Linked DNA regions of Homo sapiens: regions 1 and 2 are each linked to region 3. A link is a loop called in an ENCODE intact Hi-C map of the cell type or tissue named here. Cell type or tissue: Caco-2. All regions are shown on one strand.

Region 1 (2,500 bases), 90 kb after region 3:
ATGATTGTCACTAATTGATACGACGTACAATTATGTGGTCTGTCATAACTGGAACTTACGCTGTTAATAATGGTTAAAACTTATTAAAGTTGAGGACAAAATGTAAATTTAACAACTGGTATAAGTCGTGCAAAGGCAAGAGTTTTGAAGAAATAAGAATAGTGAGTTTAGATAATAACCAACAGATTAATGAAGGACAGAAATGTAAATTTTCTTTTGAAATATGAGTAATATTCATATTAACATTCAAGGAAATAGCTTAATATATATATTTTTTGTTGTCATAAGACACAGAGGCAAGAGGTTTTATGAAGACTCTTGGAAAATAATTTCAATTATTTAAGAAATTGCCAAGGGAAGTTAAGATAATAAAAATCAAATAAAAATCAAATTGTGTGTTAACTAAAACATCACTCTTAACACAAAATGGAAGAACAACTGGGACTTGAGAAAGAGATGTTCTACATCTACTAAAAAACCTTCTCTTGGGGAGGCGCGGTAAAGTCTGCAGGAAAAGAAGGGACATTTAAGTTAGGAGACTTCGATATTTCTAAATAGACTGTAGCCAGGAAAGCACATGTATACACTGGGATTTACAGAGAATATACATATCTAACATGCAAGACTGGAGAGGCTCCAAACCCAGGAATGACTAATGCTAAAAGCAGCCTTACTAAACTGCCACAGCATTTAAGTAATATTTAAGTAATACACATCATGAATTTAGAATGCTGAAAAATTAAATTAAATTAAATTAAAAGGCTGGGAAGACCACTGATCCCTAAGCAGCAGCATTCTTTTTTTTTTTTTTTGGAGACGGAGTTTCGCTCTGTTGCCCAGGCTGGAGTACAGTGGTGCGATCTCAGCTCACTGCAACCTCCGCCTCCCGGGTTCAAGCAGTTCTCTGACTCAGCCTCCCGAGTAGCTGGGATTACAGGCAGCCACCACCATGCCTGGCTAATTTTTTGTATTTTTAGTAGAGATGGGGTTTCACCATCTTGGCCAGGCTGATCTTGAACTCCTGACCTTGTGATCCACCTGCCTCGGCCTCCCAAAGTGCTGAGATTATACGCGTGAGCCACTGTGCCCGGCCAGCAGCAGCATTCTTAAGCTGTATTTTCTTCTGTGCACTTTAGGAGTATGCTCCAAAGAGTCTCCCAATAGTTCTGCTCTTGCATTCATCAGAGCTAAACTACCCACTATTTCTGAATCTGAATTTGTCTAGTTGGAGAGAGGCTTACAGAGAGTTTGCAAGGTAGAAGGCGACCCACTACAATGATTCCCAAAGAAATGGGTTTTGGAGTCAATACAAGCGGTTGAACCAGGAAACATGCCATTTATTGTCTCTGTGACCTTCGGCCTCCTCATTCATGAAAAGGAAAAGTACTAGCACCTATGTCAAAAGGGGCTGGGATACTTAAATGAAATATTATATGTAAAATACATAGCACAGTGCCTAGCATACAATACATGCTTCATAACCATCAGCTGATATTATTACATGCAATTTGTCTGTTTTAAAGTACATGAAAGTGTTCTGCAAATAAAATAAGAATTATAGTTATACAGATGTTGGAGTAAAAAGCATAGGTAAAAGGAGGTATTTAAGATTGTACTCTCTGGTGACTGTGTTGGTAAGAGTCCTATTGGAATCAGTCTCAGTAATAATTAACCTTAAAACTCAACAGTGCCCAATGTTCAGGAACCAATGCTTAGTCTACTGTATAAACATTCATTGTGGGTCTAAAAATCTCCACCTTTGAGTCAACTCAGGTCTCTTCAACATACTTTAAAGGACTTTAATAAAAGTTAAATATTTAACACTACTTTGTTGAATCAGTGATGAATTCATGGATATGTATTATAGTACATACATTTGAAATGTCTCATAAGCAAATTTAATGTGAAAAATTAAAGAACCATTTATAACTGTCTTCAGCTTTTACTACCAACAAACATTTACTTTGTTCAAATTATGACTACATTTTAAAAAGTGGTAGAGATTAAAATTTATTAAGTCTAAAGGCTTTACAAAATGAGAAAACACAGAGGTTTCTACTTACTAGGGGAAACTGCTTTGGTTAATCATTAGAGATGTTCAATTATTTACTTTAGTTAGAGTCACTGATAAGTCTGCTTGCCATTAATGAAAACTGCACTTCTAACAGGAATGCACATCACTGAATTTTATGGTCTGTAAAAAGGAAAATACCACAAGGAGAAACAGAATCTACTAATGAAAGTGGCAAGGTCAGGTTGAAAACCATGCCAGATTGTTAATCCCCCAGAATTCACACCCAGATCAGAATTTCCTGATTCAAAATCCAACTAAATTTAGCTGAAGAAAATAGAATCAAACGGCATTCAAGAGATTTACTGAATACTTGCTCTGTACTAGTTATTAGATCACTTATTAATCATAGTTGAATTATAAAAAGTGGGTCATTGAAATTGACGTATCCTGGATTAAAGAGTTAAATGAAAGAATACATATGGAAAA
Region 2 (2,500 bases), 74 kb after region 3:
CTCTATTATCTGAAGCTAGCAAAATACAACATTTAGTTGACCAAACACTAAGTCAACAACATTCCTTTATGGTAAATATTTAAGGTTAGATAGTGGTTAGATAACAGTTTGGTCAACATACATATTATAGTTGAAAGTTGACACTGAATTAACAAAATGGGGAATTAAGAAAATTACATTTTAAAACTCTGCTTTCAATGTATTTATATGTGAAAATGTACAATATATGCAAGCTGAAGTTGAGTGTATATGATGGAAATCACATAGCTAAGAGATGCTCAGTTATTTTGTCTAGCCTCTCATACTATTATTTTTCCATTTCATTAAGACTATTTCCTTTACTATTACATAGTAATGTAAAATTGGAGAATAAACCAGAAGATTTAGACAAGTTAAAAACAAATTAAGATAACACAGGAAAATAGAACCATTAACTAGTAAATATATCATACAAATGAGCAAAGAAACTTTAAAACATTTGCTAATGACACAATTATATAATGATGACCTTACAGTAATACCTAAACAAGTTATATAAGTTATAATTGTGAGCAAATAATCAGATTTTATGTATCACCACTCTCTTCACTACAATAGCTTAATTTCAGATGAATATGAGTTCAGAGTTAAGTAGCACACAAACATCAACATGCTTGTTAACCCCCATTAAACCATGTCATTAAATTTGAATACTTATTTTTAAAAAGGCTACAGTTACCTTATCAGACACACCAAGCTGTGGGATGTCCACAAATTTATTTACAGAATGAGTCTTCCCTTCCTCTGTGTTGGCTGGAGGTTGGACCAATGCACTGGCACTAGGTGACTCGGTGCGCTCTTTACTGAAAGACTGTGACCTTTTCACTACAGCAAGAGCAAACGGTGAAGGACCAGAACTTGAGTATGGTCGTGGGGCACCAAAAGTTTTCAAAGTCTTCAGATTTTGTGTGGATACCTGACTAGCAGGAATTGTCACAGGTTTTGGAGCTATGGGAGGAGGGGAGGCTTCAGCAGGAGCCTGACCGATGACATCATCATCAGTTTTTTCAACAAGGGGTTGTGGAACAGAGTGAGGCATTTTACTTAAGGGAGAAAGAGTCTGCTCCGGAGAAGGCAGCATATCCCTTTCTGCCTCTTTATTTGTCAGTTCTTTTGGAGCAGGATTAGGGGCAGCATGGACACTCTTGGCAGCTGCAGATGTCACATAGTGACCCGATACTCTCTTCTGCATCTGCAAAAAAAAAGAGCTGGGTTTGGCCTGGGCATTTGAAGCCCGAGATTTAAATTTTGATTCCAAAATATTGTTTATTTCTTCCAAATTTGGTGCAAAAGGAGCTGTGCCAGTGTCTCTTGTCATTTTGGGAGCAGGTTTCAGAGGACTAACCATGGCATCATCAGGTGAGCTCACAGAACTGGGCACTTGATGCTCTGTTCTCAGGTTAGGCTTCGGTTTAAGGTTTGGCAGTGGCTCTTCTGGGCTTTCAGAAATAGCAGAATCTTCTGTTTGGATGGCAGTTTCTTTCACATTCTCATGAGTGTGCTTTTTCCCTAAAGCATGCATGTCCTGATCATCTTTATACTCTATGGTTTCTGATTGCCAGTCTTTCGATATTTCCAAGGATTTGGGAGGCACTATTTTATAAGTAGTCATGCCAATTTTGGGTATATACTCTCGTGTAATTTCATTTGAAGGTTTTGGCTTGGGATTGTAGTCCTGTCTATAAAGTGGGTAATTCTTTAGGTAAGAAGCAGTGGAATTTTTGTCAATCCTATCTACAGGAGGCAAAAGATCATCATTACCATGTGCACAAATTGGATCTTTTACGGTAAGCGGATCTTCTGAATGTATAATTAGGGTGCCTTGACTCCTGAATTCCCTTGAGGTATTTACAGAATCTTGTGAACTTAAGCATGAGTGTTGAGTTGATATGTTGTTATTTGAAGTTTGCACACATTCTTCAACTTTGGAGTCAGATAAATTATGATCTTGGTGTTTCCCATCAAAACTGTTACAAGAAGGGGTTGTCTGAATTGCTGCATCTTTTGTCTTTTCTGCACTGGGTTGATTCAGTTTTTGATCTGGTACTGATGAAGCTGCTAGATGGTTTTCCTTGTAACTTATAGCAGTATCAGTTTCATGTGCCTCAGAGTTTGATGGTCTCTCAACTTCCATATCAATGTTGTTATTTTTGGCAACACCTTCTACATTGATTTCTGTTTTCTTCACTCCATTTTTCATATTGTCTTCTGTGTTCTCTGGATAGACAATTATTTCATTTTGAACTACTGAGAGAAAAAAATCATCAAGTTAAATATATGAAAGAAGTAGAAAACCTCAAGTTTTTAATGCCTACTTTCTCCAACCTGAAATAGTTTGGTTTGAATTCTACAGATAATTTTCAACTCACTGACTATATAAAGGTAGGTAGTAGCATACAGAGAAAACAGTACGTGCTTTGGATTCATACAGACTGAAGTTTGGAATCCCTGGCTTAACTAG
Region 3 (2,500 bases):
ACCACTCTGTGACAAGGCTCATATTATATAAAGTATATAGAAAAGGTCTGTGATGTACTTTCTATGGGTCAAAATACAGTATGTTAATTAGATACAAACAAATCTCCTATAGTTCCTCTCTTTCTGTCTCTCTCTCTCTCTCTCTCTCTCCCCTCCCACCACCCCTCCCCCCCCCACCGCCTTCTCTCTCTCTTGCCTTTAAATCACCAGGCATAGAAACTCCATCACTTTTGATAATTTTCCTGAAACAGAAAAATAGACTATACAATTACTAATCCAAACATCACCTGAGAAGTCATACATTGTTATGCATCCATGATATTGACAGTCTCTAAGTTGCATTTAGTGCATTCATCCTTATGATATTTTACTAATCACTTTTGGAAGTTATGATTTATTAATTATAGCTGTGGTTCATCTCACTTCAAATTTCATTCACAATGTTGCCCACACACAGTCTGTTGATTTTTCAAGCGCTTATAGATATTAAACAGCAAGGCAGTGTTTTGAGGCGGTAAGTTAATAGAACTTGCTAGTATAAATGTACTATAGTCCACTGGAGAGTAATTTTAACTTCACTGAAGTTGGAGCGCTTTGAAAATCAGGAAAAAAAAAGTAACATTTAAATGTATGAATATAAAGGACTATAGATTTTTGTATTGCTGTAACCCTTTTTCTTTCCGAAAGTATGTGCAACTCTAAAGGCACTTAGTGCTGAATGCTATGGAGATTGGGAAACCCTTTAAAGCCTCTATTCTTTCCTGCCGAACAGCAAGACTGCTCGAATGTCAATCCATGCTTTGCTTCTACAGGGTCGCTGTAAGACTCTATGTGGGAGGTGAATACATTTATGCTACGATTTTTTTAAAATATATAAAATAAAATAGAGTTTACTTTGTGAAAATGCATGGCCACGAAGGAACAGAAGGTGATCAGCCTGCAGCCTGAGCTCCTAGTTTCACCACCGATGGGCAGAGGCGAGAGAGATGAGAGCTCTCAATGAAACGGTGATGCTATTTATAAGGCGCTGTGAGATCGCAATGTCCTGCTGATCCGGTAGGAGCCAGCTCAAAGGGGATTGTCTTCAGAGACTTTTACAAACTTGGCCCAGCTCTGGGCACATGGCTCACCCCCTAGGACCGCCTCCTCACCCCCTCGCCGGCTGCCCAGCCAGGACACTCCCCCGCGCCCTCCAGGGTTGCCTACCTGTCTGCAGCACAGCCGCGGGTCCCGTCCGGAAGGGGCAGGAGCGCTCGCGCGTGCAGCCAGGGGGCCGGCGCCAGGTCGTGGGCGTCGCCCCTCCCCTGGGCAGCGCCACACACCTGGGCGGCCAGCGGCGAATCCCGGGCAGCCGCCCTGCTCGCGGCGCTCTGCCCATCTTGCAGGGAAGTGGTCATTGTCGCCGGCCGGGGGGCTCGGGCGTCATGGGAGACTCGGCGCGTGGGGAGAAGGGGTTTGCGCGGCGGGAGGCGAGGTGCCGGCTAGGCAGCCCGAGCGCTCTGCAGGTGTGGTGGCCTCGCCGCCTGCGCTCGGGGCCCCGGCGGCTGAGACGCGCGGCCGAGCTATCTGCGAGGCGGCGGGGGAGGGGAGGGGGCGGAGGAGGAGGGTGGGGAGAGGGGAGGAGCGGCCGGTGGGTGGGGGCCGCGGGCGGCGAGGCAAGGCGCGGAGGGGGCGGGGAGGGCGCGAGAGCGGCTGGCCGGCCCCGCGCGTGGCCCGGGGCGCTCGGGGCCACTGGCATTGCTCCCGCGCCGTCCCATCCGGGACGCGAGGCCGGGACCGCTGCCTCCTCAGGTGGGCACCGGGGCGCGAGGCTGAGCCCAGGGTCTGGGCGGCCCCGGCGCCGCTGGAGGCGGGGACCCAGCCGAGCGGGCGCTCCCGCTGGGCTTGCCGGGAGGACCGCAGGCGGGATAGGGGTCCGCGCAGCCCTGACCCTCATACCCTTGCATTCTTTCTGCTCTGCCATCTGAGATCACCTAAGCTGTTGCTGGGCCGCCATGACAGTCCCCACCGGGCCAGGAGGCCAGGACACCAGAGGGTTTGCCCCAGTCCTTCCCCACGTGCCTCTTCTTCCATCCACTCCGCAGCCAAAGATTGGGGGGTTGATAGGGAGCAAGGAGTCCAATCATTATAGAAAACTACTGAGATTTTGAGAATTCTCAGTAAAGCATGAGTAAACCTGAAGGTGTCTGGAATTAGAAAGACTATTAGTTTTATGGTAATGAGAGAAGCTTACATTAATGAATTCCAGGTTGCCTTACGCTACCTATTCCATCCTCTCAACAGCTCCATAAATTAGATGTTTATCTCATTTTACACAAAAGGAAACTGGGGCTCAAAGCCATCGAGTACCTTGCACTAGTAACATAGCACTAGTAGCTGGTGGAGTCAATATTCCAACCCAGAAGCTTCCTTCTCAAAAACCCAGACTGTTCGAAATAGTAATGACATTATTATGCTCACCCTCTGAGATGCAGCAACCCTACTCTGAAATGCTGGGTGA

Evidence for each region. Peaks named below come from ENCODE experiments on the same cell type or tissue, not always from the same donor. Only the 100,000 strongest peaks of a DNase experiment are listed, where the experiment ranks them.
Region 1: it touches region 3 in a loop (3-fold over the local background); 5 of 110 quality-filtered maps call a loop at or near these places.
Region 2: it touches region 3 in a loop (5-fold over the local background); 4 of 110 quality-filtered maps call a loop at or near these places.

What each region holds. Positions count from the first base shown.
Region 1 is chr2:164,709,770-164,712,269 of GRCh38, forward strand. All of the region lies in intron 7 of COBLL1 (cordon-bleu WH2 repeat protein like 1), which reads right to left. Among named protein-coding and RNA genes, the nearest start is that of SNORA70F, 23 kb to the left of the region's middle. RefSeq lists an enhancer at 2,015-2,159 and a cis regulatory region at 2,080-2,093. In Caco-2, no CTCF peak of the experiment used is centred here; a DNase peak (open chromatin) is centred at 1,332; H3K4me3 peaks cover 167 bases.
Region 2 is chr2:164,693,551-164,696,050 of GRCh38, forward strand. It overlaps COBLL1 (cordon-bleu WH2 repeat protein like 1), which reads right to left. Exons shown (of 14, transcript NM_001365672.2): 12 at 719-2,286. Among named protein-coding and RNA genes, the nearest start is that of SNORA70F, 7.0 kb to the left of the region's middle. In Caco-2, no CTCF peak of the experiment used is centred here; a DNase peak (open chromatin) is centred at 971; H3K4me3 peaks cover 2,333 bases.
Region 3 is chr2:164,619,913-164,622,412 of GRCh38, forward strand. It overlaps GRB14 (growth factor receptor bound protein 14), which reads right to left and starts at 1,570. Exons shown (of 14, transcript NM_004490.3): 1 at 1,207-1,570. The coding sequence starts at 1,397. In Caco-2, a CTCF peak has its summit at 1,228; DNase peaks (open chromatin) are centred at 1,209, 1,529 and 1,969; H3K4me3 peaks cover 2,145 bases.